2 separate regions of the Homo sapiens genome follow, and region 1 is linked to region 2. A link is an interaction called in ENCODE POLR2A ChIA-PET data of the cell type or tissue named here. Cell type or tissue: IMR-90. All regions are shown on one strand. Each heading gives the region's core, and the rest is flanking DNA. Links, peaks and the distances in the headings are about the cores only.

Evidence for each region. Peaks named below come from ENCODE experiments on the same cell type or tissue, not always from the same donor. Only the 100,000 strongest peaks of a DNase experiment are listed, where the experiment ranks them.
Region 1: POLR2A ChIA-PET joins it to region 2 with 5 read pairs; 2 of 35 experiments call an interaction of 5 or more read pairs at or near these places.

What each region holds. Positions count from the first base shown.
Region 1 is chr12:106,367,932-106,383,793 of GRCh38, reverse strand. It overlaps POLR3B (RNA polymerase III subunit B), which reads right to left. Exons shown (of 28, transcript NM_018082.6): 5 at 14,444-14,519; 6 at 14,111-14,211; 7 at 7,344-7,435; 8 at 5,410-5,527; 9 at 3,655-3,763. Among named protein-coding and RNA genes, the nearest start is that of POLR3B, 18 kb to the right of the region's middle. In IMR-90, for the core only: no CTCF peak of the experiment used is centred there; a DNase peak (open chromatin) is centred at 13,993; H3K27ac peaks cover 191 bases.
Region 2 is chr12:106,311,292-106,327,153 of GRCh38, reverse strand. TCP11L2 (t-complex 11 like 2) reads right to left here. Exons shown (of 10, transcript NM_152772.3): 3 at 12,661-12,796; 4 at 8,690-8,810; 5 at 5,448-5,668; 6 at 3,508-3,644. Among named protein-coding and RNA genes, the nearest start is that of TCP11L2, 16 kb to the right of the region's middle. In IMR-90, for the core only: no CTCF peak of the experiment used is centred there; no DNase peak of the experiment used is centred there.

The DNA.
Region 1 (15,862 bases), core at 11,595-15,594, 51 kb before region 2:
GTTGGTCAGGCTGGTCTCGAACTCCTGACCTCAAATGATCCCTGCCTCAGCCTCCCAAAGTGCTGGGATTATAGGCGTGAGCTATTGCGCCCGGCCAATCAGTGTTCTTTGACGTTACTATTTTAACTGTTTTGGGGTGCCACAAACCGTGCTCGTAAGAGATGAAAAATTTAATCTATAAATGTGTGTGTTGTGACAGCTCCACCAACTAGCTATTCCCCCATCTGTCTCCCTTCTCCTTGAGCCTCCTTATTCCTTGAGACACAACAATAGTGAAATTAGGTCAATTAATAACCCAAGAATGGCTTCTTAAGTGTGCAAGTAAAAAAAAGGGTTGCATGTCTGTCACCGTAAATCAAAAGCTAGAAATGATTAAGCTTAGAAAGGAAGGCGTGTCAAAAGCTGAGACAGGCCAAAAGCTAGGCCTCCTGCACCAAGTTGTGCACACAAAGGAAAAGTTCTTGAAGGAAATCACAAGTGCTATTCCAGTGAACATATACATGATAAGAAAGTGAAACAGGCTTATTGCTGATATGGAGATGGTTTTAGTGGTCTGGATAGAAGAGCAAACCAGCCACAACAACATTCCCTTAAGTCAAAGCATAATCCAGAGTAAGGGCCTAACTCTCTTCAATTCTACGAAGGCTGAGAGAGGTGAGGAAGAGGCAGAAGAAAAGTTGGAAACTAGCAGAGGTTGGTTCATGAGATTTATGGAAAGAAGCCATCTCCATAACATAAAAGTGCAAGGTGAAGCAACAAGTGCTGATGGAGAAGCTGCAGCAAGTTTTTCAGAAGATCTGGCTAAGATCACTGATGAAGGTGTCTATACTAAACAACCGATTTTCAATGTAGATGCAACAGCCTTCTATTGAAAGAACATGCCATCTAGGACTTTGACAGCTGGAGAAGTCAATGCCTGGCTTCAAAGCTTCAAAGGACAGGCTGATTTTCTTGTGAGGGTCTAGAAAAAGTTCAAGTCAGTGCTCATTTAACATTCCGAAAATCGTAAGGCCCTTAAGAATTATGCTATATCTACTCTGCATGTGCCCTACCAATGAAACAACAAAGTCTGGATGGCAGCACATCAGTTGACAGTATAGTTTACTGAATATTTTATGTCTACTGTTGAGAACTACTGCTAAGAAAAAAGATCCTTTAAAAACATTACTACTCATTGATAATGAACTGAGTCACCAAGAGTTCTGATGGAGATGTACAAGGAGATTAATGTTTTTGTGCTTGCTAACACAACATCCATTCTGCAGCCCATGAATAAAGAAGTAATTTCAACTTTCAAGTCTTATGGCTATAGCTGCCATGATAGTGATTCCTTTGATGGATCTGGACAAAATAAACTGGAAACCTTCTACAAAGGATTCACTCTTTTCTAGATGCCAATAAGAATATCTGTGATTCCCTTGAATACAAGAGACCCTAATAGTTAGGCAGGAATATCATCATTCCTATTCAGCCTGAAGAAGTTATGGAAGATGGAGCTTCATCCTTCTATAAACCTTAGGACTAGGGTTGTCTTATAAAAGGGAAGGGGGAAAATATGTCAGAGGTGTTCGACCCACAGTGACTCCCTCTTGAAGAGGGGCTGGGTAAAATAAGGCTGAGACCTACTGGGCTGCATTCCAAGGAGGTTAAGGCATTCTTAGTCACAGGACGAGATAGGAGGTTGGCACAAGATACAGGTCATAAAGACCTTGCTGATAAAACAGACTGCAGTAAGGAAGCCAGCCAAAACCCACCAAAACCAAGATGGTGATGAGAGTGACCTCTGGTCATCCTCACACTCCTACTAGCGCAGTGACAGTTTACAAGTGCCATGGCAACGTCAGGAAGTTACCCTATATGGTCTAAAAGGAGGAGGGAACTCCCCACCCCTTTCCCAGAAAACTCATGAATAATCCACCCCTTCTTTAGCATATAATCAAGAAATAACCATTAAAATGGGCAACCACCAGCCCTTGGGGCTGCTGTGCCTATGGAGTAGCCATTCTTTTGTTTCTTTACTTTCTTATAAACTTGCTTTCACTTTAAAAAAAAGAATGTTTGTATATCTGTGATTCATGAGAAGAGGTCAAAATACCAACATCAACAAGAGTTTGCAAGAAGCTGATTCCCATCCTCAAGGATGATTTTGAGGGGTTTAAGACTTTAATGAAGAAAGTAGCTGCAGATGTGGTGGGAATAGCAAGAGAACTAGAAGTAGAAGTGGAGCCTGAAGATGTGACTGAATTGGTGTAATCTCATGATATAACTTGAATGGGTGAGGGGTTGCTTCCTAAGGATGAGCAGAAAAAGTGATTTCTTGAAATGGAATCTAATCCTGGTGAAGAGGCTGTATACATTGTTGAAATAACAAAAAAGGATGTAGAATATTATGTAAACTTCATTGATAAAGCAGCAACTGGGTTTAAGACAACTGACTCCAATTTTTGAAAGAAGTTCTACTGTGGGTAAAATGCTATCACTGACTCCAATTTTTGAAAGAAGTTCTACTGTGGGTAAAATGCTATCAAACAACATTGTGTGCTACAGAGAAATCTTTCATGAAGGAAGAGTCAATAGCTGTGGTAAACTTCACTGATGTCTTATTTTAAGAAAATGCCACAGCCACCTTCAGCAACCACCACTCTGATTAGTCAGTAGCCACCAACACTGAGGTAAGACCCTCTACCAGTAAAAAGACTATAACTCACTGAAAGATTATGACTCAGATAATTGTTAGAATTTTTTAGCAATAAAGTATATTTTAATTGAGGCATATATTTTTTATACATAACGCTATTGCACACTTAACAGACTACAGTATAGTATACATATAACTTTTGTATGCACTGGGAAACTAACATATTTGTGTGACTCACTTTACTGTGATATTAGCTTTATTGTGGTGGTCTGGAACAAAACCAGCAATATCTCCGAAGTATGCCTGTATCTGAGAAGACTATACCATTTCAATATTGTTTCTATGGAAAATGTCTTTTGGGTTCTAGGCCAACAATTCACAAATAAGCTGATTTTTTGTTTGGTTTTGAGACTGGGTCTTGCTATGTTGCCCAGGCTGGAGTGCAGTGGCATGATCACGGCTCACTGCAGCCTTGACTTCCTGGGCTTGTGTGATCCTCCCATCTCAGCTACCCAAATAGCTGAAACTATAGGCACATGCCACCACGCTTGGCTAATGTTTTTATTATTTGTAGAGATGAGTTCTCACTATGTTGTCCAGGCTGGAGCAGAGTGGCACAATCTCAGCTCACTGCAACCTTTGCCTCCCAGGCTCAAGCCATCCTCCCACCTCAGCCTCCTGAGTGGCTGGAAGTAGAGATGCACACCACCACACTCAGCTATTTTTTTTTTTTTTTTTTTTTTTGGTAGAGATGGGGTTTCACCATGTTGCACAAGCTGGTCTCAAACTCCTGGGCTCAGGCGATCTGCCCATCTTGGCCTCCCAAAGTGTTGGGATTTCAGGCATGACCCACCACGCCCAGCCAGCTTTCAATTTAAAATACATCATATGACTGACAACTTACATCACAAATCTTTCTATTCCAAGAATTCCTTACCCTCCAAATCTCTAATTACATATGTAAATAAACCAGAGAAAGAATTCTTACAATTTTCAGAAGAGAGCTGCAGCTTTACCTTAAATATGATGACAATGGGTATATCTTCTGACAAAGTATTATGCCTCAAATAAAATCGTCCTTGTTTCACAGCCATATTGGTTCTGCTTTTTTTCTCATGGGTAGAGCTATGAGTAAATACAAGTTGGTTAAACTGCATCCCCACTTAGTTTCAAGCTAGTAACATGCAATAATAGCAATGATCATTAATCAATAAGGGTCAACTGATCAACAACAATCACAAGGTCCTTTCTAATAAGTACTTTAAAAAGACAATTCCTTTCCTGCCCTGCTGCCACTTCAGTGAACATTTAAAAACACTATAAATTTTTCTTTGACTTTGAGATTATGATGGAAGTTCTGTGTGTGAATGAGTGACAATTACTTTCTGACCAACTTCACTTTGACTCTACCTTGAATTACTTTGATCCAGTGTAGAGCATATATACAAGGCCAATTTTATATATGGGCCTTAAACATAATGAGGAAATTAAAAAGAAATGAATTTATATACGAGTTTTTAAACTAGTAATTCAACAAAATATACCCACAGTCTTGGTATATAGTAAAGCCAAAAGAAAGGAATATCCTTCTGTTGGTATCTGTGTTAGTTATAAAATTCCTAATGGATTTCAAAGCATTTTAAAAGCTCTAATCAACCACATTAGTAACACACACAGATTACCTGCTACTACGCATTGTTACCCATGTTACTTACATTAGCTCTAATCTTCTACATAGTCAAACTGAAGTATTGTCTCAAAATCACTTATGAGGAAACCAAGGCTTAGAGAAGCTAACTAACTGCACATTCCAGTGCCTCATAACTAGAAAACAAAGCTTTAGGATTCAAATTCAAATTGCCTTGGCTCCAAAGTTACAGATAGTGGGAAGACATGGATTGTAAAATTAACCGTATCTGGGTTCAAAGGCTATCTACCTCTTACAGTCAAGGTACCCCTGAGCTTAAGGCCTGTTAGTTGTAAAATGGAGATGTTAATAGTACCACTTATCTTGGAGGACTGAGGTGACAAATAATATACCTAGTATTTTGCCTGGCTCCTAGTAAGTACTCCATGAATGACCATTACTGTTAGCTGCCTCTCCATCAGAAAGAAAAGTACAGAAATTCTGAGTTAATCAGTTCGTTGTAGGTTATCAAACAGGAAACTACCGCACTCTCACATCTTATCTATGCCACAAATCTTTCTATTCCCAGAACTCATTAACCTCCATATTTCAAATTACACGTGAAAATAAAAAGAAGTTACAGAAGCCTCGAAAGGGAGACTGTAGTAAAAATGAATACACTGTGAAAGAGGCTGGTCTAGAAAACTAACAATAGGGTGTTAAGTCCATGATACAGGTCATTCAATATTAAGTGTCAAATAGTCCCTGATCATACTGATGCAGGAATACACATGTAAATGGTAAAAGGCTGAAAAGGAGCATAAAAGGCTGAAAAGGAGTGTGAAAAACTGAAGAGTGGTTTTATTTTTTTTTTTTTAAATCTCCTTTCATGCTCTATAAGCTAACATAAAATTCAGCTTAAACAGTGACTTTTCAAACAATGTCTCAGACTCCCATCACTGAAATTTTAAAATCAGTACCCTATGCTTCCAGACTTTCATAATAAATTGAATGCAGATAGCTTAAATATTACAATGCCTGCTTTTAGAGGGTAATAACTGGCTCCCTCTGTATTGAAACATAGCCATTTAGGACTAATGGAATGACCAATATTGCTTAAGGACACCATCTCTGCTTTCCATACCTGGTAACTGAAGCTCCAACAGCCCCTTTTCTATCAGCCTCCACGATGATCCTGTTCTTAGACAGCTGCTCTTGGATAAGAATAACTTTTTCTACTCCTTTAACAATGAAGTAGCCACCTACCCAAAGGAAACAAGAAAAACTTCATCATTTATTCCTCAACCAGTGTTGATTTAGTAATGGCAGGAATCTTGTGAATCAGAGATTACCTTTTCTACTACTGCTTCATGGCACTGGCTAACACTTGATTCAAAGGGGTTGCTGATTTTATTTTTTATTTTATTTTATTTTATTTTTTGAGAAAGGATCTCCCTTTGTCGCCGAGGCTGGAGTGCAGTGGCACAATCATAGCTCACTGCAACCTCGGACTGCTAACCTCAAGTGATTCGCCCGCCCCAGTCTCCCGAGTAGCTAGGACTAGAGGCATGTGCCACCACACGTAGCTAATTTTTAAATTTTTTGTAACAACAGGGTCTCACTATGCTTCTCAGGCTGACTCCCTGTCTTAAGCCATCCTCCCGCCTCAGCCTCTCAGTGCACTGGGATTACAGGCAAGAGCCATTGCGCCCATCTGATATTGTTTTATGGACTGAAGATCAGCACGTGATTTTATACAAATGAGCTACAAGATAAAAAATTTCTTGAGGACAGGAAATGTATCTTATTGGTCTATGAATCACCCGCCCCTGACATATGTAAAAAGTGAATGAAAAAAATAGTTAAATAAATTAGTTGTCAGAGCTCTTAAGTACAAGTGTAACTGACAATTTTCAATATAAGCTCAAATTTACTCTAAGTTTTCTAACAAATCAGTGGTAATGGTAGATTAAGATTAGGTTTCCAAAATAATATTCCATATTCAAAAAAACTCATGCATCATCATGTATTTTTTTTGCACACAATTCAGAGTAGGATAAAGTAATACTTCATTTTATACCTGCAGAATATAAGCAAAAACAATACAACATATTTGACTTATGCAACATTCTGTTATAGTCTAGTAAAGTCACATTCTTCATTAACTTCTTTCCAAAACTTCTGGGATTCTAAAACAATGCAACTTTACAGGAATAAGATTAAAGCAACTATAAGTTCAAATAAATCAATGTGAAATACGAGTTAAAGAACTAAGAGAAACTTTTTGTTAAGTTCTAAGTTTGAAATTTTACAAAAGAAATTGCCTAGAAATAGGTACAAAAATAAAATTTTTAAAAATGTAAACAAAAAAATACTTTCATCTCCCTACTGCTTTACTGCATTTAAAACACCCTGAAGTGTGATACTTGATTTTTTTCAACCAGGCAAGGCCAGTAACTCTGGAAGATTATTCTTGAATTTTTAGGCATACCAAAAGAAACTCGTGGGCAAAGATAGAAAGAAAAGACTGACAAATCATGGCAATAAACAAGAATGTGTCATATTAAAGTCTTAAGCCTGAAATAAAAGAGGAAACAGTATGTCTTTGAGAAATATAGACTAATAGGGCTAGGCGCAGTGGTTCACGCCTGTAATCCCAGCACTTTGGGAGGCCAAGGTGGATGAGTCCAGGAGATCAGCCAGGATGACATAGCAAAACACCATCTCTACTAAAAATACAAAAATGAGCTGGGTATGGTGGCACAAGCCTGTAGTCCCATCTATTTGGGAAGCTGAGGTGGGAGGATTGCTTGAGCCTGGGAGGCAGAGGTTGCAGTGAGCTGAGATCACACCACTGCACTCCAGCTTAGATGACAGAGTGAGACACTATCTCAAAAAAGAAAGAAAGAAATACAGACTAGTAGCATAAAGCTAGAGACAAATTTCTGGGTGTTTTGTGAACAAGTTCATTATAAAGTAGAAAAGCTGGTACTGTTTTTGAGACAAAATGTTAAAACCACAGCAGCAGCAGAATAAAAGAATAAGGAAAGTGGGACAAATCCAAGACTTCACACATACCTGGATCTAAGGGACATTCGTTCAGTTTGGCAAATTCTGCTGGCGTTTTTCCTGTAAGAACACAGTTTGAACTACGTAGCATTATGGGCATTCTGTATAAAATAAAACAAAAGAAAATATCACATGTAGGCTGTCAATGATAAAAGCTGCAAAAAATACAAAACATGCAGTGCACACCACCTCACTAAGGGTCTATCTATGCACCATGTTAGAAAAGGCAGAGAAATAGCAATTACATGGAAGCCAAGCAAAATGAAGTATTTTCTCAGGCACGCTGCTCGTCTAGTACAGATGATAAAAACTCAGGCTGGGTGCAGTGGCTCATGCCTATAATCCCAGCACTTTGGGAGGCCAAGGTGGGTGGATCACATGAGGCCAGGAGTTTGAGAGCAGCCTGGCCAACATGGTGGAACTCCATCTCTACTAAAAATACAAAAAATTAACTGGGTGTGGTGGTGTGTGCCGGTAGTCCCAGCTACTCAGGAGGCTGAGACAGGAGAATCGCTTGAACTTGGAGGTGGAAGCTGCCGTGAGCCAGGATCACACCACTGCACTCCAGAGTGAGGCTCTGTCTCAAAAAACAAAACAAAAAAACAAAAAACTCAAATGTTTGGTTTAAACTTTGCATACAGGCTTTAGTGAGAGTCAGAAATGACAGCAACACTTCCTTCATGGAAGACAAAGTGATTCTCATCAGTTACTTGGCAATAGCACAATGCATCCAAGTGTAAGGAACAAGAGGCTATGAAAACTAACCAGGCAGTCTGGAAAAAGAACTGAGCAAAATGTACTAGAAATGGAAATTTTAAGCACTAACTTAAAAATGTAGAAATAGGTTGGATAATAATAGCTTTGATACTGCTGAAGATATAATTACTGGGCTGGAAAAGACATCTGAAGAAATTACTGAGAATGAATTTCAGAAAGACGTAGAGATGGAAGATATGAAAGAGAGTTTAAGAGTCAGGGAAGGATAGAGAGAGAGCGACTAATCAACACCTAATCAGACTTCTAGATGGCGAAAATACACAGAATAGGTGAGAAGTCCTATTCAAAGAGATAAGAGCCATAAATTTTTAAAGACATATGAAAGCCATAAATCCTCACGGTAACATCTGCACAAGATAAAAAGAAAGCTACACCTAAGCAGATCACAGTCAAGATACTAAACACCAAAATTAGAGATAAGGTTTAAAACCCAGCCAGAAAAAAAGAGAGGCTACCAAAAAGGGAAGGATGACTGGATGCACAATAACTTCACAACAACCAATGACACAGAGCAGTGTGCTCGAAGTGTGTGTCAAGCACACAACCAATGTGCTTGAAGAGAAAATAACTGCCAACCTCGATTTGTGTATTCTGCTACGTATTCACTCAGAATGAGGTCAACATAAAGATATTTTCAGACAAAAACTGAGAGAAGTTACTAATGTACTAATAGGCCCTCACTAAATAAATTTCTAAAAAAAATTCATCTTCAGGAAGACGGAAAATAAACACTAACCAAAAGTCTGACGTGTAAAAATGTATGGTGAGCAAAGAAAATGGAAACTAATGTGTGTGGATATAAACAAATGCGAACTTCATAAGACAATAACAATTTCTAATTTATAGGTGAAAAAAACATGCCAAGGAGGCCAGGTGCGGTGGCTCACGCCTGTAATCCCAGCACTATAGGAGGCCAAGGCAAGTGGATCACAAGGTCAAGGGATCGAGACCATCCTGGTCAACGTGGTGAAACCCCATCTCTACTAAAAATACAAAAAATATTGGCTGGGCGTGGTGGCGTGCGCCTATAGTCCCAGCTACTCAGGAGGCTGGGGCAGGAGAATCACTTGTACCTGGGAGGCGGAGGTTGCAGTGAGCCAAGATCACACCACTGCACTCCAGCCTGGGCAACAGAGCGAGACTCCATCTCAAAAAAAAAAAAAACATGCCACAAATGGTGGCTCATGCCTGCAATTCTCAATGCTTTGGGAGGCCAAGGCGGGTGGATGACTTGAGCCCAGGAGTTCGAGACCAGCGGGGGCAACATGGCGAAACCCCGTCTCTACAAAAAATACAAAAATTAGCCAGGTGTGGTGGTGCACTTATAGTCCCAGTTACCAGGGAGGCTGGAGGTGGGAGGATCACCTGAGCCCAGGAGGTTGAGGCTGCAGTGAGCCATGAGTGTACCATTGCACTCTGGCCTGGGTGACAGAGTGAGACCCTGTCTCAAAAAGACCAAAACAAAACAAGATAGAACAAAAATTTGGTACAACAAAAGCATGTAAGTCAAAGTGATTGATTTGATCCAAGTTAAAGCTTTCTAAGGTCTTTGTTGCCAGGAAGAGAATAAAGGTATTTTTTATTTTCAAACTTTGTTAAGTATGCATTTCAAAATTTCTAAGGTAAACATAAACAATCAGAAATACTGTATATGACTTTTAAATCAGTTGGGGAAGGGTGAGAAAAAAAAAATCTTCCATTATCCAAAAAGAAAAATGGAAAAAAACCTGAAACATGAAAAGCTAGACAGTTTTAAAATATAGAATAAGTTGACAGATATACACTCCAATATATATGCATATATGTATGTATATAAAACAAATAAAAATAAACTACATTCTCAAGACAATTTTTTAAAAAATCTAACCATATGCAGTTTACTTCAACTAAACTCAAAACATAAGGACATTTAAGAGATTTTTTTTTTTTGAGATGGAGTCTCGCTCTGTTGCCCAGGCTGGAGTACAGTGGCACAATCTCGGCTCACTGCAACCTCCGCCTTCCGGGTTCAAGCAATTCTCATGCCTCAGTCTCTCAAGTAGCTGGGATTACAGATATGTACCACCACACCCAGTTAATTTTTGTATTTTTAGTAGAGGTGAGGTTTCACTATGTTGGCCAGGCTGGTCTCGAACTCCCAACCTCAGGTGATCCACCCGCCTCAGCCTCCCAAAGTTCTGGGATTACAGGTGTGAGCCACTGTGCCCAGCCCATATAAAAGATTAAACAGACAATAATTTTTTTAATGATATGCCAGAAATATAACCAAAAGAAAGCAAATGTAGCTATGCTAAGAGCAGACAAAATAAGATTCAAGGCAAAGAATATTATAAGAGATAAAGAAGATAAATGTACAATCATCAAAGGTTCAGTTTACTAGCAAGATTTAACAATTCTAAACTTCTATGCACCTAATATCATAGCTTCAAAAAAGCAAAAATACACAAAACCATAAGGAAAATGGAAAAATCCACCATCATAGTGGGAGATTTTAACATACCTATTGTAGTAATTGATAGAACAAACAAATCAAAAAGCAATGCTGATACAAAACGTCTAAACAACACAATTAACAAGTCTGATCTGAAGGAAATACACAGACAATGGCACAAAACAACTGGAGAATACCTCTTGTTTCCAAATAAACATGAAACATTTATAGAAACAGGTCTCTACAAAGTTCCAAAAATTGACATAAAGCACCAATTGGGAAATCTTAAGTCTTCTAAATAACTCACGTTAAAAGGGAAATCGTAATGGGAAGATAGAAATAAGAATATTCTCATTTTATACCAAGGGAAATGAACATACTGACTAAAGTTATGTAATATGACATGAAGATATAAGAATATTTCAGTTACTACAGTAACCAAAAAGATAATTAAAAACAAGAAGGAAAAATTGGAAGACGAAGGGAGAAGCAAAGTGGGTGACACAGGTAAGCTAAGCCACATCCCGTATATCAGGAGGGAAAAAATAATGTCTACAGTTAATGTATTAAGAAATAGAGGTCAAAGCATCGCATTTAAAGTTATGGATATTGGCCACGCATGGTAGTTCGTGCTTGTAATCTCTGCACTTTGGGAGACCGAGGCGAGTGGATCACATGAGGTCAGGAGTTCATGACCAGCCTGGCCAACGTGGTGAAACCCTGTCCCTACTAAAAATAAAAAAAAAATTAGCCAGGCGTGGTGGCGGGCACCTGTAATCCCAGCTACTCGGGAGGTTGAGGTGGGTGAATCACTTGAACCTGGGGGGCGGAGGTTGCAGTGAGCTGAGATCATGCCACTGTACTCCAGCCTGGGCAACAGAGTGAATTCCATCTCAAAAAAAAAAAAAAAAAAAAAAACACACACACACAAAATAAAGTTATGGATGTAATAACCCCCAGAAAAAAATAACAGAAATAGTTATGAAGTTGGGAATGGGACGAAAGGTGAGGAAGGGGAGAGAAGGAGGGAGGTTACTGTTTTGAATCAAATGTTTTTATGTACTGTTTGATTTCTAACCAAGTACAAATATAATTTGGATTAAACTAAAATCTTTTTACTCCAAAAAATAAATGAGATTATATATGTAATTTAGGTAATGCATAGCACATATAAGCATTCTAATGACTAGAGGTCTTTTTTATGAATGCGGAGCTAACAAACAACATTGCCTATCATAGTATGGCACATAGCAGGTATTCAACAAATGCTAGTTACATGCCCCCTCTTTTTATTTTATTTTATTTTATTATTATTATACTTTAAGTTTTAGGGTACATGTGCACAACGTGCAGGTTAGTTACATATGTATACATGTGCCATGCTGGTGTGCTGCACCCATTAACTCGTCATTTAGCATTAGGTATATCTCCTAAAGCTATCCCACCCCCCTCCCCCAACCCCACAACAGTTCCCAGAGTATGATGTTCCCCTTCGTGTGTCCATGTGTTCTCATTGTTCAATTCCCACCTATGAGTGAGAATATACGGTGTTTGGTTTTTTGTTCTTGCGATAGTTTACTGAGAATGATGATTTCCATTTTCATCCATGTCCCTACAAAGGACATGAACTCATCATTTTTTATGGCTGCATAGTATTCCATGGTGTATATGTGCCACATTTTCTTAATCCAGTCTATCATTGTTGGACATTTGGGTTGGTTCCAAGTCTTTGCTATTGTAAATAGTGCCACAATAAACATACGTGTGCATGTGTCTTTATAGCAGCATGATTTATAGTCCTTTGGGTATATACCCAGTAATGGGATGGCTGGGTCAAATGGTATTTCTAGTTCTAGATCCCTGAGGAATCGCCACACTGACTTCCACAATGATTGAACTAGTTTACAGTCCCACCAACAGAGTAAATGTGTTCCTATTTCTCCACATCCTCTCCAGCACCTGTTGTTTCCTGACTTTTTAATGATTGCCATTCTAACTCATGTGAGATGGTATCTCATTGTGGTTTTGATTTGCATTTCTCTGATAGCCAGTGATGGTGAGCATTTTTTCATGTGTTTTTTGGCTGCATAAATGTCTTCTTTTGAGAAGTGTCTGTTCATGTCCTTCGCCCACTCATGCTCCCTCTTTAAACCAGGATTTAAACCCTCAATCTTATGAATTTATGTTTTCCTCCAGTCTCTCTTGCCTTTCCTTCACAATAGTCAATCTAGTTCATAATTTAGCTATGGTCCAAAATTTAACTGGACACAAGTATGGTCCATATACAAGAAAGAAAGAAGTTCTCACCTTAACACTGATAGGCCAGGCGCGGTGGCTCACGCCTGTAATCCCAGCACTCTGAGAGTCCAAGGCGGGCGGATCACCTGAGGTCAGGAGTTCAAGACTAGCCTGACCAACATGGCAAAACCCCATCTCTACAAAAAATACAAAAATTAGCTGAGTGTGGTGGCACACGCCTATAATCCCAGCTACTCAGGAGGCTGAGGCTAGAGAACTACTTGAACCCGGGAGGCAGAGGTTGCAGTGAGCCAACATCATGCCACTGCACTCCAGCCTGGGTAACAGAGTAAGACTCTGTCTCAAAAAAAAAAAAAAAAAACAATAAAACAAAAAAAACACTGATAAACAGTCCTGCTAAAACCAAGATGAACATTTTAATATCTTACTTATTTTTCTAAGTGAAGACTAAGGAGAGAAACAATACAAATTACCCCTTCCTTTGAGGGAAGTATAGGAGGATTTGTTAAACCTGCATGTTTCCATAAAAATCTGGACTTCTAGACCCCTTACCAAATGGTGCCATAATTACATATGCCTGTCTTCCCTGATAGCTGTGAATGAAGGTAGCCAATAGGAACTGTATTTTGTATATCTTTTACTCACCTAAGTACTCAGCATCATACATAAGAAGTGATAGGCAGTTGGTATATATTTATTGAACAAATGGATGTTTGTTCAAAGTGCTCTTAGCACTTTTGAGAGGGGGAAAAACACTTGAACAGAAATTATGTGGACTGAGTTTAAAGTCTAGTACCATTATTGACCACACAATATTGTGGGTTTTGTCCATTTCTAAAGGAGAGTCAATATATTTCCCTAATCAGGAAGGGCAGATTGCAAAAACGCAAGTGGATGCTATCATTTCCAAACTTGTACCAGGCAAATAAGTAACTTCTCCCTTAAATACTTGTAGATGAGAAAAAGTTAAATTCCAGGAAAACTCAATCTCAGAATATACCTATCCACCAAGAAGACCTGTCCAGGAGAGTTCACTGAAAGGCTATTGTATCTAGTGGTTCCCTAGCAGCTCAGAGTTATAGTAGGAAAGGGAAACATTTTCCTCAACTTCTTAGAAAAGGTTTCACAATTAATAAATAGTAACAACCACGACTATGTGCTGGACATTATTCTAAGTGCTTTACACATGCTGACTCATTGGACCTATGAAATAGGCAGCATTTCCTGCATTTTTCAGATGAGGAAATGGGATCACATCATGGGGCTGGAATCCAGGCAGTGTGGCTCTAATACGGATTTCATTTCTCACCTGCCGATAGGTAAGGCATTGCGGATGATCCTCTGGCTGCCTCGGGTATATTCAATATCCACTGTAATAGGGGCAGAGTATGTCATGTCTCTCAAACGGCACTGAAAGAGAATCAGGAATCTGACAGTTACTGCTCCTCTCTGCAACAGGGTCCTGACCACTTCAAAGTGCTCCTTCTGTAGTAGAATTATGGTCCACATTGAACTTTAATCCCTTTTTCTCCAAAGAATGTCCCCCCCCATCCCATTTTTAAATGATCTTTTAAGAGTATATATTAAGGGCAGACTCTGAGTTAAAGCAAACAAGTCCAATTAAAGTAAGGTTCATAATTACCTCATGAGGGGACACTGGTCTAGTTACATTGAAGCTTTCTTCAACATCAGGAAGCCCAACATAGATATTAAGATATCTGAAAAGCAAATTAGTGCGGTATGAATTATACTTCTTCGAAGATCATAAAAGCAAACAAGCTATTTTCCTTCCAAATACAAAGATTATGTTTTGATAAATGCTTATCTTGGTAAGGATGACAAATTAAATATTAAAATTGGAGATCTTCTTGAAGTGATAGTACATATAGCTTTACAAAGGAGGGAAATATTATCAAAGTATCTTTTAAAAAATATTACAAATCTCTTTACAAAAATACTGGAAATACAGCTCCCTAAAAATGATACTTAATGAAAGAGCAAAGTGTAAAGAGTACTGATGATATGCTATCATTTGCAAAAGAAAGAAGAGGCCATAAAGGCAAAAACAAACAAAACAAAAAAACAAACAAAAAAAAAACGCTCATTTGTGCAAAAGAAGGATGAAAAGGATAAAGCGGAAACTAATGAGATTGGTTACCTATGGAGAGTGGCTGGGAACAGGGTGGAAAGAACTGGAAGTGGAACAACTATTTTCTGAATATACTTTTTTGTGCAAGTCTAACTCTTAAACCATAATAATGTCTCACATACTGAAAAAATAAAGAAAAGAACTAATGTAAGTAACCCTGGGAGACAATATTTTGATTGGACATTGAGAGGCTAAAGATAAAAACGACAGTGCACAAATCCTACACTCTAGTAAATTTTATCTCTCAGAGGTATGAGTTAATAATTCTGAAACTTTATTTATAGTCTAGGATTGAAAAATTTTTTTTTAAATTTTGCAGATAATGGGAGCCAGATTTCTCATTATTGGGATAAAAGTTAAATAAGGAAAGGGAAAAGGTTAGAATGAGTCCTGCAGTGTCGAACTGAAATTGGAGGTATCAGTCTGCATGGTTTTTAATATATGTAAAAATGGATAGGATAAAGAAATACAGATGTGTCTGCACATATGTGTTCGTATACATACACATATTTCTGAGCTCTACCTGCTGAAATCTTAGTGTCCATGTCTTGGAATCTAAATACTATTTTCCAATAAAAGGGAGACTCTAGGGCTCCTTGGATTCCCAATCTGGGATGGGGGCATACCAGATGAACCATATCTTACGGTCCAAGAAAGCAAAGGAGTGCTCAAAAAATAATGGTGGCATCTTGAAAGGACACCAGAGTCAATCTGAAGGGTCTCCCTATGGTCAAAGCTGAAACAGTCTGAACAACAGAAAAATGACAGGACTGGATATATATATATGATAGTACTCATAGAATAAAATAAAACATCCATGAGTCCAAATTGATATAAATTAATATAGAGAGATATGTGAGGGGAAAAGGAAACTATTCTGTACAGAATTCCAGTATCACTGCAGAAGGAATG
Region 2 (15,862 bases), core at 6,434-10,433:
GCAAATAATTTGAGATGAAGAAAATCATAATTCACCCTATTAGAGAATTTGCTCAAGATTCCAAGCTATCTTGATGAAAGATATGGGTGCATTTGTACATGTGCTTACATACACAGGTACACAAATGAAAGCAACCACTAAGTCTCAGAGAAATGCTGCTGTGGACAGTTGCCACAGTTGAGGTTTCAGATCCAGGTTCGATGTAGGGTTCTACTTCACTTTACTCCCTCCCCTTTGAAGCTAAAACAACATAGCCCTTGGAGTCATAGAGTTTTTGTTATAGAACAAAACTTAAAAGTTATCTGACTAGATAACTGGCTATCCAGATGACTAAATAATCTGCCAGATGATGTGAGAGATCCCTCTGCAATATCCCCCACAGTTGATATCTTGTTTGAAGAGAGGCAGGGTTGCACAGTATCTAAATGCACACGCTTTGAGTCAGAGACACATCTGGGTTACCCAGGCTCTACCCCTTACTAGTAGTCATCTAGACTAAGTACCTTAACCTCACTTTCCTCAGTTGTATTAGGGGGTGATAACAGTACCAACCTCATAGGGCTAGTGTGATGCTTGCATAGACTACTAAAGTGGTACAGTAAGGACTTAGCATGTAGTAAGTGCTCATACAAAATGTTAGCTAGCACTGACTACTGCTATAATAGGCCCATTCCAAAGTTAAAACAGCTCCAACTATCAGGAAGGTCAAAACCAGCTGTCTGCTTCCTCCCTCTCATGAATCCTAGTCTGCCCTACAGAATTTCACCAGTCTCTGAGTTGCTGTCAACAGGGAGGGTGGATGGGGCCATGGCCCACCTGAGTCTCCTTGTTACCAAGCAGAACATGCCCAGCTTCCTCGACGGTTCCTCAGGTGGCCTCCATGATCAATGTGCTCTCCCCTGGATGTGCTCCTGCCTGCCAGGGCCCCTTTAAATGTGGCGCCTGTTTTGTCTTTTTTATATAAGGCCATTGTGTTGATTATCTCGGCAGAAACCACCTAACTCAGCCTTAAATAGTGGTTAATTAAACCCCAGAGGCTGGTGTCAAGAGTTTGCCAATGAGCAGTTAGCCAGCCTCTTGCAGCTGTGCAACCTCTGGCATCTCAGTTTCCTTGCCTGTAAGATAAAGGGAATAACAGTACCTACTTCACTGGGTAACTGGTAATTGTGAAGATTTGATGAGCTAAGATTTCTTCTAATCCTATTTTTCCTTGATCCCCCTCCAGTCTGGTGTGTGTGGGTTTTTTTTTTTTTTTTTTTTTCCGAGACGGAGTCTTGCTCAGCCCCCCAGGCTGGAGTGCAATGATGCGACCTTGGCTCACTGCAACCACCATCTCCTGGGTTCAAGCGATTCTCCCATCTCAACCTCCCGAGCAGCTGGGATTACAGGCACCTGCCATCATCCCGGCTAATTTTTAGATTTTAGTAGAGAAGGGGTTTCAGCATGTTGGCCAGGCTGGTCTTGAACTCCTGATCTCAGGTGATGTGCCTGCCTCGGCCTCCCAAAGTGCTAGGATTACAGGTGTGAGCCACTGTGCCCTGCCCAGTCTGGCTTTAATGCACACAAATCCACTGAAACCACTCTCATCAAGGTTACTGACCATCATCAAACAGTCAAATCCAATGGTCAAGTTGGCCTGTGTCTTTCTTGACCACTTAGCAATGCTTGTCAAATCCAAACATGCCTTCCTTCTCCAAATACCTTCTTCACGTATCTTACAGGACACCCGCCTCTCCTGACTGTCACACTACCTCTCTGGCTACTCCCTCATAGTCTCCATTGTTAGACCCTCCTCCTCATCTCAACTTCAGCTTCTAGCTGCTGGAGTGCCCCACGTCAGTTTCTTTCAGAGTCCACACTCACTCCCCCTAGGTAGTCTCACCCAGTGTAATATAATGGACAGGAACATGGACTATGGAGCCAAGCTGCCTTCCTAGGTGAGCTCCTATACTTTTAAGTGTGTTACATAGGCCAGTGACTTAACCTCACAGTGCCTCAGTTTCCGCACCCATAAAATGGGGGGTAACTTCATATAGTTGTTGCAAGGATTAAATTAGTTTGTACAGGTAAAGTACTTAGAGTGTGATAAGGATTTTCTAAGTGTTAACTAGTACCCAGTTCCATGGCTTTATATATCATACATATACTGATGATTCCCAAATACATATACAGTTTCCATTATTCCTGTAAACTCATAATTCATATCTAAATGCCTACCTAACATCTCCACATTGATGTCAAATGAAATCTCAAAAGTTTACATCACCAAACTGAACTCTTGATTCCATGTCATCTCCCAACCTTCTTTCTCCTGGTCTCACCAGTTTCACTCAAACTGTATGACCATTCACCCGGTTGTACGAGGCCAAAAACCTTAGAGTCACCCTCAACTCTTTTCTCCCTTATCCAATCTTCAGCAAATCTGATTACTCCACTTTCAAAATGTATCCAGAATCTGGTCTCTTCTCACTCCTTCCACCATTACCATCTGGAACAAGCCACCATCATTTCTTGCCTGAGCAACTGTAATACCACCTAATTGGTACCTCTGTTTCCCTCTTTGTTCCCACATGACCTATTCTGTAGCCAGGAACAAGAATATTCTTCAAAAATGAAAATCAGATGTTGCTCCCCTGATTAAAACTCTCTGATGAGTTTCCACCGCACATGGAATGAAATCCAAACTCCTCTCATTTACTAACAATGCTCTATGTGACCTGCCTTTATCTCCTTTTCAGCCTCATCTCTTACCACTCTCCCCTTACCAACTCTACTCCCGTCACAATGTCTGCCCTGTGTTTGTCAAACTCATAAGCAGTTTCTGCTTCAGTGCCTTTGTACCTGCAGTCCCTCAGGCTAGAACGTTCTTTTCCCCATCTTTACATGCCCCTTCCTCATTTCTTTGCAAACTTTACTCAAATGTTACTTACAGAGACCTTCCCAGTCCATCACATCTAAAAAACAATGCTGTCCTCACTTCTGACCCATTACTGTCCCTTTATCCTATTTTTCTTCATAGCACTTAATAATACACCTGACAATATATGTTTATTTATTTGTCATGCCTACTAGAATGTCAGCTCCTTGGGGACGGCAACTGTATTCCATTCTGTTCGCTGCAGTATCCACTGCACCTAAGCAGTGTCTGAAACACAGGAGGCACTCAATAAATATATCTTGAATGAATGAAGAAACGAATAGTGCTTAGCACAGTTCCTGGACAGAATAAACAACTGTAAGTTTGTGATGTCAATTTTGGAAGGTAAAAAAATGTTTAATAGAAAGGCCAAAATTCTTTAGTGATACTATATATGAAGTCAAAAATGAAAACATCACCTAATTTTCATTTTAACCTTTAACATTTTAAATTTTAATTAATTTAAATTAAATTAAATTTTATTTATTTATTAATTTAATTTAATTTAATTTAATTTAATTTAAATTTTAACATTTAAAATCATCATTTTAACCTAATTTCAATATAAATACACATTATATTATACTCACTTGGAGTTTCTTCCAAAATTTCCTGGAACTTGGTTCTCTCATATTCCACCAACTGGCGTTGAAGGTGCGGTCTGAGACTCATAATTGTAAAATTGGCCATGTCCATTTGCATGAGGTCCAGGACATGGAATATTTGTCTAAAAATTTTAGAATTAAAATAGAGAGATGATTAAGAAGTGAAGCTGAAATTCACTAACAATGATCTATGTTCCAGGCTGAAAACAATAAACATCCCCAAAATGGTTTTAAAGTTCCAATTGCCATTTGGTAGGGTCATGTTTCATAGAAGCTCATACACGTGTACTGCAAATGTGTCCTTCCACAGATCTCAAGAGTAATTACTTGAAGCATAAACAATCTTAATGATATAAGAAAAATTCAAGAAGGAATTTTCATTTGAAAACCCCTGAAATTTTAAAGAGCCAGGACACAGGGTATATGGCCTCTATTCCTTAGGGAATAAGAAAAATTAAAAAAAGAAAGGACAAGGCAGTGAGGCACTGAGGAAAAAACACTTCCTTTTAGAGTTAGGCAGCCTCATGCCCAAACCCAGCTTTGCAACTGGCCAGATTTGTGGGCATATACACAAGTAAATCAGTCTCTCTGAGCCTCAGTTTCCTCATCTGTGAAAGAGGACAACCTCAACCTTGTAGAGATGTTGTGAACAGTCAATGAGATAACAATTGTAAAGTGCAGGGGGCAGTGGCACCCAGTGGGCGCTCAACAAATGACCATGATGAACATCACAGATTTGAGATCTTACTAGGGTAATACGACAACTAGAAGCAAGGATCCTATAACTGAGGAATCACAATCTGCCAGAGCCGAGCACGACTCTAAGGATACTTAACACCCATTTGACAGAGAGTGTCACTTTGAGAGTCTATTAACCTGCCCAAGATTGCAAAGTAAATTACCCACTACATGCAGACCAGTCTTTCTCCTACCTTTCCAAAACATTTACATAAAACTCAATTCTCAATGTGGCCACCATACACAAAAAAGAAAACTCTGCTTCAATGGCAAAAAGTGTTGCAGACTCTTCTTCCCTCTTGGATCACAAGGAAGTTATCGTCTATGTAGCCAGATGAGATCCTCGTGACATAATATGCACCCCACTTCCTTAGAGAAGCTCCAGAAGATGTGGCTGGCTGACCACTAAAGGCCCAATCTCCCTCCCTGCAGTGCAAATTTGTGGCTGTGAAAAGTATTTCCAGGCTGTAACTACCTTTCTCAACTCCCCTTTCAATCTAGGTGGGATCATGTGACTAGTCATGGTCAAAGAGAATGTGTCACTTCTGGGCTGAGGTGGCTATATATTGCATATGTCTTCCCCATGGTCTCTTTCCCATTTGCCAGCTGAATGGAGAGGACTGTAAGGACCTGAGCAAGGGTAGAGCCAAGCACAGGAGGAGGCTGGGTCCCTGGATGACACGTGGAGGGTTGTCTGATCAAGGACCCCTGAATTGGACTGTGACATGAGAAACAAACTTTTACTGGATAAACCACTGAGAATTTAGGGTTTATGTGTTATAGCAGCTAGTGACCCTAACTAATAAAGAAGCCTTGACTAAATTAGGTCCCTTGTCGGAGGCTCTATTAAGACCCTCTACTTCCCCTTCCACTTATCACAATTGTAATTAATTGTTCAAGATCTCTCTGCCCATTAGACTCCCTGGAGTCAGGGATTATATCTGTCTTTTTCATCATTGCATCTTCAGGGCCCACTATGTGCCAACTAACAACCTTGTCAGATCATTCTATGTGAAAACTCTCTGCATACAGTAAATAATTGACATGGTCTCTGCTTATATGGTTTTCTTCTAGGGTCAGTAATTTATTTGGGGTACTAGTTGTTATTCTGTGTTCCCTGATGCCCAACTTCCCTTCTGAATGAACTCAAAGATACTCTAGGAAATGCAAACAGCAAAAGTGCTAACCTCAGCACCTCCACGATGTTGCCAGTAGCCTTTAACTCTCTGATATCATTATCTCGCACGGGAGCACACAGCTTTCCCATCGTACTGATGACATAGTTGGCCAGGCCTTGGATGTCAACAGCACTGTGCTCAGCCTGCTGCCTAATGAGGTCTGTGTCCAAAACTTCACAGATTTGGTTGCGAAGCCGGTTGCCACCGGGAGTGAGAAAAGAGAGAAGAATCTACAGGGAAAGAAATAAAAATTAACAGCATCATGATGTGAATAAAAGCTGTCACTTTTCACCTCAGTGTCTAGATGACCAAGCTCTTTGCCCACATTTTAGTGCCTCAGATGCCACAGAAGTTGGCACTGACTGCATGGGTGGATCAGAGGAGCATTCCAGTGTCTCAACCCTAAATAGCAAGGTCTATCTTCTGAATTAAAGGGCCCCCACCATGGGAAACTCCTGCTCCTGTCAGAATAAAAACAGCTAGCAAGGAAGCAAGATTACTGAAAGCACAGTAAGTCCTTACTTAATATTGCTGACAGGTTCCTGGAAATTGCAACTTTAAGTGAAATGATATATAATGAAACCAATTTTAAGATAGGCTAATTGATATAAACAACGGTTAAGTTTCTATGGCATATTTCTGGTCACAAAAAAAATCACCAAACTTCTAAATAAAGACCCCAAACACTTCTAATATTAAACACTGAGATAAATGTGAGCTATACATACAAGAAAAATTAATAAAAACAAGATAATGATTGACCCAATTTTTGGTGAATCAGTGAGTGACAGCTGCCATGGTGGTAGGTTAAACTGGGGAAGAAATGTTTGCAAACAAAAATTCTTAAGGAACACCTCCTACCACCACACAGTTCAAAAATAAATAATAATTATGGCAGGCTCACTGAGCACTTTCACGGCACATTGTTTATTGTTGTGCATCTGTATGACTATCGAAGACTTTATGAATTTTTATGTTACAATAATTTGTATTCATTCGTTTTCCAGCTTGCTTACTCTAGTTCAGGGTTGCAAGTGGCAGGAGCCTACCATGGCAGCTCAGGGCACAAGGCAGGAACCAGCCCTGGACAGGATGCCATTCCACTGCAGGATGCACTCACTCACATACCCACACTCACTCAGACTGAGACCATTTAGACTTGTCAATGAACTTAACATGCACATCTTTGGGATGTGGGAGGAAACCAGAGTACCCAAAGAAAAGCTATGCAGACATGAGGAGATCATACAAACTCCACACAGATGGCAGCCCCAGCTAGGAATCTATCTTTTTTCTTTCTTTTCTTTTCTTTTTTTTTTGAGATGGAGTCTCGCTCTGTCACCAGGCCGGAGTGCAGTGGTGTGATCTTGGCTCACTGCAATCTCCGCCTCCCAGGTTCAAGAGATTCTCCTGCCCCAGCCTCCTGAGTAGCTGGGATTACAGGGGTGCACCACCACATCCAGCTAATTTTTGTATTTTTAGTTACAGATGGGGTCACCATGTTGGCCAGGATGGTCTCTATCCCCCGACCTTGTGATCCGCCCACCTGGGCCTCCCAAAGTTCTGGGATTACAGGCATGAGCCGCCGCGCCCAGCTGGAATCTATCTTTTTTCTCATCAACATTATAAAGAAAAAGTGTTGAACAAATCAATATGATGCGAGGATCTGCTGCATTTCAAAACGTCTACAGGTAAAAGTTCAGGGAAGAAAGAACAAGGTGCAGATCATGGCTCCAAAAGAACTCTTTAAAAAAGGATAGATGAAAATATCCCATGGGGTCGATTAAGTATATTTTACATATAGAATATTTATTATATACAAGCAGCCTATTTATTGATTATTCAGTTACAGAGGACACTGTGCTTATCCATACAGTACATGCTTAAGAGCTTGCGCTCTGAGCCAGTATGGCTCAGTTCAAGTCCCTCTCTACCCCACAAAGTTGTGTGACCCTGGATGAGTCAGAAAACTTGGATTTTTAATAAATAAGAATAACAGGAGCAACTACTGTACAGTGTTCTGATAAGAAGAAATGAACAATCTAGTGCTTGGAATAGAGCAAGCCCTTGTAAATGTTAGCTAACATTACAACTGTCACCTCATTTAGTTCTTATGACTACCCTGTAAGTACTCAGGAAAGAGAGACTTAAAGAGAGAACCCGTCACTAAACCAGAGTCTCTGCGCTTTAGCATCACCCTAAGCTGTGTCCATGGCACTATTTTTCCAGCCTTCACGCTACTCCAGGAGGTGCAGGGGGAAACTCTGCCAGTGAACTTGATCCTTTTTTGAAAAAGAGTGGCCAATACTAAAGAACATAAAACAATCTTTGGGGGGAAAAAACTGCTATAGTTTCAATATTTGTGTTTTCCTCTGTCCCCAAATTCATATGTTGAAACCCAATCCCCAATGGAATGGTATTAGAAGGTGGGGCCTTTGGGAGGTGATTAAGTCATAAGGGTGAGGTCCACATGAATGGAACTGTACTGTTATAAAAGAGACCCTAGGCTGGGCGCGGTGGCTCACGCCTGTAATCCCAGCACTCTGGGAGGCCAAGGTGGGCGAATCATGAGGTCAGGAGATCGAGACCATCCTGGCTAACAAGGTGAAACCCCGTCTCTACTAAAAATACAAAAAATTAGCTGGGCGCGGTGGCGGGCGCCTGTAGTCCCAGCTACTCGGGAGGCTGAGGCAGGAGAATGGCGTGAACCCGGGAAGCGGAGCTTGCAGTGAGCCGAGATTGCGCCACTGCAGTCCGCAGTCCGGCCTGGGCGACAGAGTGAGACTCCGTCTCAAAAAAAATAAAAAAAAAAAAAAAAATAAAATAAAATACAAAAAATTAGCCAGGCATGGTGGCATGAGCCTGTAGTCCCAGATACTTGGGAGGCTGAGGCAGGAGAATTACTTGAACCCGGGAGGCAGAGGTTGCAGTGAGCCGAGATTGTGCCACCGCACTCCAGCCTAGGCAACAGAGCGAGACTCCGTCTCAAAACAAAACAACAAAAAGACCCTAAAGAGCTTCTCTGCCTTTTCTGCCACGTGAAGACACAGCAAGAAGGCACCATCTATGAATCAGGGAGTGAGCCCTCACCAGATGCCGAATCTGGTGGTGCTTTGATTTTGGACTTCCCAGCCTCCAGTACTGTGAGAAGTAAATTTCTATTGTTTATAAGCCACCCAGGCTATGCCAGTCTGTTATAGCAGCCCACCTGGAGTAAGACGCTAACTGACACAGACAACAAAGCAACTTGCCTCTCTGATTTCTTCAAACAGTTTGATGGCATGTTCAAACTCAGGAGGGTCAGCATTTAGTTCTGAATCCAAGACGTCCCAGAAGGCCTGGTGAACAATGTGCTTCACTCGACCAGCCAAACTATGGCAATAAAATGAATTGTTTTTTAAAATAAGCATAACTTTTTCCTGATTATAAAAGAAACATCCTCATTGTAGAAATCTTATAAAATGTAAAAAAAACACAGAATAATTGTCCTTAATCCATTAATCTTTTAATATTTTTCTTGTTGAATGCATTATTTTAACATAGCTAAGAGCATATATACAAAATATATACTTTTCATTTAACATTCTGTCTTGTTTCCCCTAGACCTTGAAAATGCTTTCAATAACTTCATGAAATTCTGTCCTAAAGAGATTTCATAATTTATGTAGCTACCCTTCTATATAGATCTTTAGACTTGTTCTACATTTTTGGGATGAGATGGCAAAGTTGCTCTTCCTCACCAGCTGAAATTTCATGGCATGGAATAGAACAGATTGGCCCCAAGGGCACATGCATTTGAATGCCTGCCAACTTCAGACTTAGGTGTCCCATTTAAAGTTAGCCAGACCAAACTGGTGAAATAGAAGCCTTCCTAGGAAGAGCTCACAATAGAATAATTGGCCACCTTGCTTCACCCCTTATGTCAATCCCTTAAAATAGGTGCACGTTAAAATACACATTCCTACCTAACTTCTCTACCATTTAGCAATAGTTTTTAGAAAACCACATGTCCCTCCACTGTAATTACTGACGAGGCTCTTTCCCCACAGAGCTATATACCTTTCCTAAGCAGAGGCCATAAGTCCTCCAGGTAGGTACTTACCATTGTGCCTAGTACAGTGCCTGATATATAGTGACTGCTTAACAAATGCATGCATGGTGAATGAATTCATAATTTGATAAGTATATCTCTTTTTTTCTGAGACAGAGTCTCACTCTGTCGCCCAGGCTGCAGTGCAGTGGCGCAGTCTCAGCTTACTGCGGCCTCCGCCTCCCAGGTTCAAGTGATTCTCATGCCTCAGCCTCCCAAGTAGCTGGGATTACAGGCATGCACTGCCACACCCAGCTAATTTTTGTACTTTTAGTAGAGACAGGGTTTCACCACGTCGGGCAGGCTGGTCTTAAACTCCTGACCTCAGGTGATCTGCTCACCTCAGCCTCCCAAAGTGCTGGGATTACAGGTGTGAGCCACTGCGCCCGGCTAAGACTTTATCTTTAAACAAAGGCAATGTGTCCTAACTCTGTACTTTGTTTCCCTTGCTCACATTTTCTAGCCATGGCAGAAACTGAAGGGAAGAGAGATTAATATTTTCCATAGTATCAAAGTATTTATGTGCAAGGCACTTTTATGCTAGTGAGTATGCATTTGAAGTGAGTAGTGTAGCCCCCTTCTTATTCTTGGGAAGTGTGAGGTTCAGGTATGGTCTCAGCAAAGCCAGGATTCAAACCCCACAGTCTGTCTGAGCCTAAAATGCCTTCACTATGGCCTGTACTCGCCACTTTTGAATTTAAAGTACAGATATGCCCTGTCTTTTGCTTTACCTCATAAAAAATACAAATTTTAACTTTAAAACAAGACTCCATCTCAAAAAATTCATTTGTATTAGTCAATAAATGTTTATTAAACATCCAATATGTGTAGGGCCCTGTTTTAGGAACTGGGAATACTACAGTGAAAAGAAAGTCTCTGACCTCAAAAAGCTTATATGTTAGCAGGGACAAAAAGGCAAAAAATACATTAAAAATGAATACGACAATTTCAGACCTATGAGAAAGAATAAGACAATGTGGTACACAGTTACAGAGAGGGTGCTGATTTCACTGGATGGTGGGAAAAAGCCTCTTTAAGTCAGTGACCTTTGTGTTCAGACTCAGAAGGGGAGAGCAAAGAGCCATGTGAAGGTCTGGGAAAAGAACATTCAAAAAGAAGAAGTCAGAGGAACAAAGTTTATGAGACAAGATCCAGATTGGTGAACCCTGAGGTAAGGAAGGAAGCCAGTGTGGCTGAAGCACAGCAAGCAGGAGGGACAGCACTGAGATGGGGTCAGGGGAGTGGGGCCATCCAGGCCATAGGAAAATGCTTAGATTTTTGGTCTCTGAGTAAGTGAAAACCATTGAAGAGTTTTTGGCAAAGAAATCATCTAATATAGCTCATTCTTTAAAAACATCATTAAGGCTACTGGATATGGAAGATGAACTGTTGGGGGCTAAGAAAGGAGACACGGCAACCAGTTAGGACTGAAAGGGTCCAGGCCACAGATGACGGTGGCCTAGCCTAGGGCTGTAGCAGTAGAGCTGGTATCAAGGGTCATGGCAAAATGCAAGTTACCAAAGGAAACCAAACAGATACACCCACGATACATGGCAAGCTTAAAAAATGTTAATATTAAATGAACAACATCCCCAAGAGGACTATGATCCACATTTTAAAGAAGAAGAGTTATTACATTGACTTCCTTTACTTTTCCTGCTTTAAAACAAATGAAAAAGTTCTGAATGGGATCAAATATTCTAAGTTGTCTTAACTGATAGAATGCCTCAGGATTTATAATTGGTACTGTAAGGTTGAAAATTCAATCCACGAACCAACTTTGCTTCTAAAGACGACTGATCTGTAATAATAGTCTCAAGCCTCTTCTCTTTGTCTCAGGAAACCTGTGAGCCACTGACTCCAGAAAGGCTGAAGTAGGATCCAAAGGGGTGGCTCCAACTAGAGGTCGGAGGGCGAGGTTAACCAGGAAGTGCCTCTTGCAGCTGTGATTCCTACCTCCAGACATTTCTGGATTGCCTGCTTTTAGCACTTTGACAGTTCAGGTGCATTTATTTATTCTTCAGAACCTGAGTATCAGTTTTCCATAAATCAATGTGCAAATATGTCTTGAGCCTGTACTGTATGTCAGGCACTATGCTAGACAATAGGGATACAGCAACAAACAATACAGACATAGCTCCTCCATAAATAGTGCATTTCAATCAAGTGGGGAAGATGGACATCAAACATAAAATTATAAGACCTCTTAACAAAAAGGAGGCAGCAAGGGCTACAGGTGTCTGTAGCAAAGGGATTAATTGTAGTCTAGGGGGTTCACCAATGTCAGAAAAAGCTTCCCTCAGGAAGTGACATATAAACTGAGTTCTAAAGATTATGGGTAATATGTATCCTAGGGGAATTTTTTTGTTTGTTTGTTTTTGTTTTTGTTTTTTGAGACGGAGTACTCTGTTGCGCAGGCTGTAGTGCAGTGGTGCGATCTCGGCTCACTGAAACCTCCACCTCCTGGGTTCACGCAATTCTCCTGCCTCAGCCTCCCAAGTAGCTGGGATTACACGCGCCCCACCACCATGGCCGGCTAATTTTTGTGTTTTTAGTAGAGGTGAGGTTTCACCACGTTGGCCGGGCTGGTCACAAACAGGAATTTTTTTTTTTTTTTTTTGAGACAGGGTCTTGCTCTGTCACCCAGGCTGGAGTGTAGTGGCATGATGAGAGCTCACTGCAGTCCCTGAACTCCTGGGCTCAAATGATCTTCTTGACTCAGCCTCCCCGGTACCTGTAATTACAGGCTCATGCCACCATGCTGGATAATATTTTTATTTTTATTTTTTACAGAGATGGGGTCTTGCTTTGCTGCCCAGGCCAGTCTCAAACTCCTGGCTTCAAGGAATCCTCCCGCCTCCACCTCCCAAAGTGATGGGGTTACAGGTGTGAGCTATCACACCCAGCGAGAATTTTTTTAAAACAAGTATAAGACCTTGTTAGAGAACTAAATGTTTACCCCTGAGGATATTATACAAGAACTTCCAGGAATCAGTGTAAATATGTGTCTATCTCTCTCTCTGTCTCTCTCTCTCTCTCTCTCTCTCTCACACACACACACACACACACACACACACACACACACACACAGAATCTTCAGCAGTTTATATACAACAAATGCCCCCAGGTTACCTCTTTTCTGGGAGAGCCTCTTGTTTCAATTGAAAGTTCTCATTTACAGCAATCTCATGAGCAAGAGTCAAGTTTGATAAGTTCCTTGCTGTAGCCATCACTTCATCAAATGTTACAACCCTTGGAGGGCTTGTTGCTGAAAGAAAAACAAAAGCCAGTTAATGTTGCAGAAGAAAAGTTGTCATCCAACGAAGCCTCCTGATGCAGATAAGGTTTAATTTATCAGAATGTATATACTTCAGAGTTTTATAGGTCAGGAGACTATATATTAAAATAGGTGAATTCCCTCAGTTAATAAAGGCTTCAAAAATTTAAGAACTCCTTCAATAGCTTCAGTTACCATATTTGATAACATTGTCTCAAATATTTATGAGACCAACTTATTAATATAGGCCCATTATAAGTTACTTTTAAAAATTAAATTACCAGGCCAGGCGCAGTGGCTCACGCCTGTAATCCCAACACTTTGGGAGGCCGAGGCAGGTAGATCATGAGGTCAGGAGATCAAGACCATCCTGGTTAACACGGTGAAACCCCGTCTCTACTAAAAATACAAAAAAATTAGCCGGGCATGGTGGCGGGCACCTGTAGTCCCAGCTACTCGGAAGGCTGAGGCAGGAGAATGGCGTGAACCCAGGAGGAGGAGCTTGCAGTGAGCCAAGATCGTGCCACTGCACTCCAGCCTGGACGACAGGGTGAGACTCGTCTCAAAAAAAAAAAAAAAAAAAATTAAATTACCTCATTTTTAGTGCCCATTGAAATCTGCACTTATTATATGTATTATATAGGAAATTGATAAAATTATTTTTATTCTGTAATTCAGAAGTCTCATTAAGTAAACTCAATATGAAATAACTGATTTTTAAAACCGTAATATTTATTTATTTATTTATTTATTTATTTATTTATTTTTTTGAGATGGAGTCTCACTCTGTTGCCAGGCTGGAGTGCAGTGGTGCAATCTCAGCTCACTGCAACCTCCACCTCCTGGGGTCAAGAGATTCTCCTGCCTCAGCCTCTCGAGTAGCTGGATTACAGGCACATGTCACCATACCAGGCTAATTTTTGTATTTTTATTAGAGACGGTGTTTCGCCATGTTGGCCAGGCTGGTCTCGAACTCCTGACCTCAGATGATCTGCCTGCCTTGGCCAAAGTGCTGGGATTACAGGTGTAAGCCACCGCACCCAGCCAAAAACTGTAATTTTTAAATGTATAGGCAGTATAGTATAAACACTTAGGTTCACTCTGAGTTTTGCCAATTGGTATTTATCATTGGATTTCACTGAGGCATAGCCTTCCTCCTCACAGGGTTGGCCTGAGGTGACCGAATGAGATAATTTAAGTAAAGAAGAAGATAGTAAGAACTCAATAAATTTACATAATTAAAAGTAAAATAGAATAAATCTGAGAAGCCAGATATTTTACTTCTCAGTAGGAAATAGTAAATGAAGAATCTGAGTTATTTCTAAAGATTATACTAAGAAACTATTCTAATAAATCATGTCTTTTAAAAATCACTGTTGGAAATCTTAGCTTCTTTTAATTAAAATCATGTGTCAAACAACAGCAGTGACAGGTAATACTTTACTACCTAATTTATTTTTTTTTCCCAAGACAGAGTCTTGCTCTGTCTCCCAGGCTGGAGTGCAGTGGTGCAATCTTGACTCACTACAACCTCCACCTCCCAGGTTCAAGCGATTCTCCTGCCTCAGCCTCCCAAGTAGCTGGGACTACAGGTGCATGCCACCATGCTCAGCTAATTTTTGTATTTTTAGTAGAGATGGGGTTTCACCATGTTGGCCAGGTGGTCTTGAACTCCTGACCTCAGGTGATTTGCCTGCCTCAGCCTCTCAAAGTGCTGGGATTACAGGTGTGAGCCACTGCGCCTGGCTACCTAATTTTTAGGAGAAGATGAGGAGGAGGATCAGGGAAAGAGGAGGAAGAAGAGAAAGGTGATACACAGAATTGGTAAAACCCTTCTTCAGGATGCCTAGGTACCCTGGTGTCAGATGCAACAACACCACATACAGTATAAAGAGTGAGAAAAGGCACAGAAACCTGGGGTGGCTGCTGTTAATTTCTTTTGCCAGGTCTGACTCAAGATTCTCCTTAAAAATGTCTATATACTTTGGTCCAATAATCCAGTGATATCCAAAAGTCTTTCCAGAAAGGCTTCATGCAGTAAGATGTTCATAAAGCACTATTTATAACAGCAAAAAAAAAAAAAAAAAAAAATGGAAACTAAATGTCCAGTGATTAATCAATGGTTAATTTTACCGTACATTCACTTGGTAAAGTAATAAGTATTCATAAAACCAATGTTTCAAAAACATGTAATCATGAGTAAATGTTTTAGTTATAATACTAAGCAAGAAGAGTCCACACACATATACACACATATGTCTATGTGAAGGATAAAGATACGGCAAAGCACTGCCAGCTGTCGTCTTTGAGTGATATCATAGGCAATGTTTTCTTTTCTCTATTCTTATGTATCTTCTAAGTTTTAAAAAATGAGAATGTAAAAATTTAAAATACAAATGAAGCAATTTGTAAGAAGTGGACAGTTCAGCATATTAAACATTAGTTGCTTTTTCCTGCATTTGCTTTGCCAGTTAAAGCTGTTATATTTACTAAATAAAGTGCCAATTAAAAAAAAAAAGGCAAACACATCTGCTTTACCCATCTCTAGTTTCTACATGCAAAAACGGGAAAAAGATATCTCCTTTTGCTGTGGCCTCTCTTTTAACTCTTTCTCACACCCCTAATGTAGTAATTCTCCTTGTGGGTACCTTCCTGGGGTGATTTGCACAATATTTTTTTGAAATCAACATGAAACCCTTTAGATTATTTCACTTCCTTCCTGACCTTTCAATGAAGGCCAGTTTCCTTCAATGTAAATCAGGAATAATCAGAAAAGACCAATTTGAATTTATCCTTCAGTGGAGATCTAAGAAGTAATCTCAAGGAATGGCTTTCTGCTGTTTGGGAGAAAAGACAGATGGGGTTGAAGTCCTGACTTATCATCAGACCGAAACAGATCGGAAGCAGTGATCAAAATAAAAATCAGCAGGTTGTAAACTTTAGTGGCTATTTCTGAGAATGTGTCCCGGAAAGCTGCAGTGCCTCTGCAGTGCTATTCTGGTGCATCTAGAAAGGAGGGGAAGTCTGTTGCTCTCAGGCGTTTCTGAGTTTTCAAAT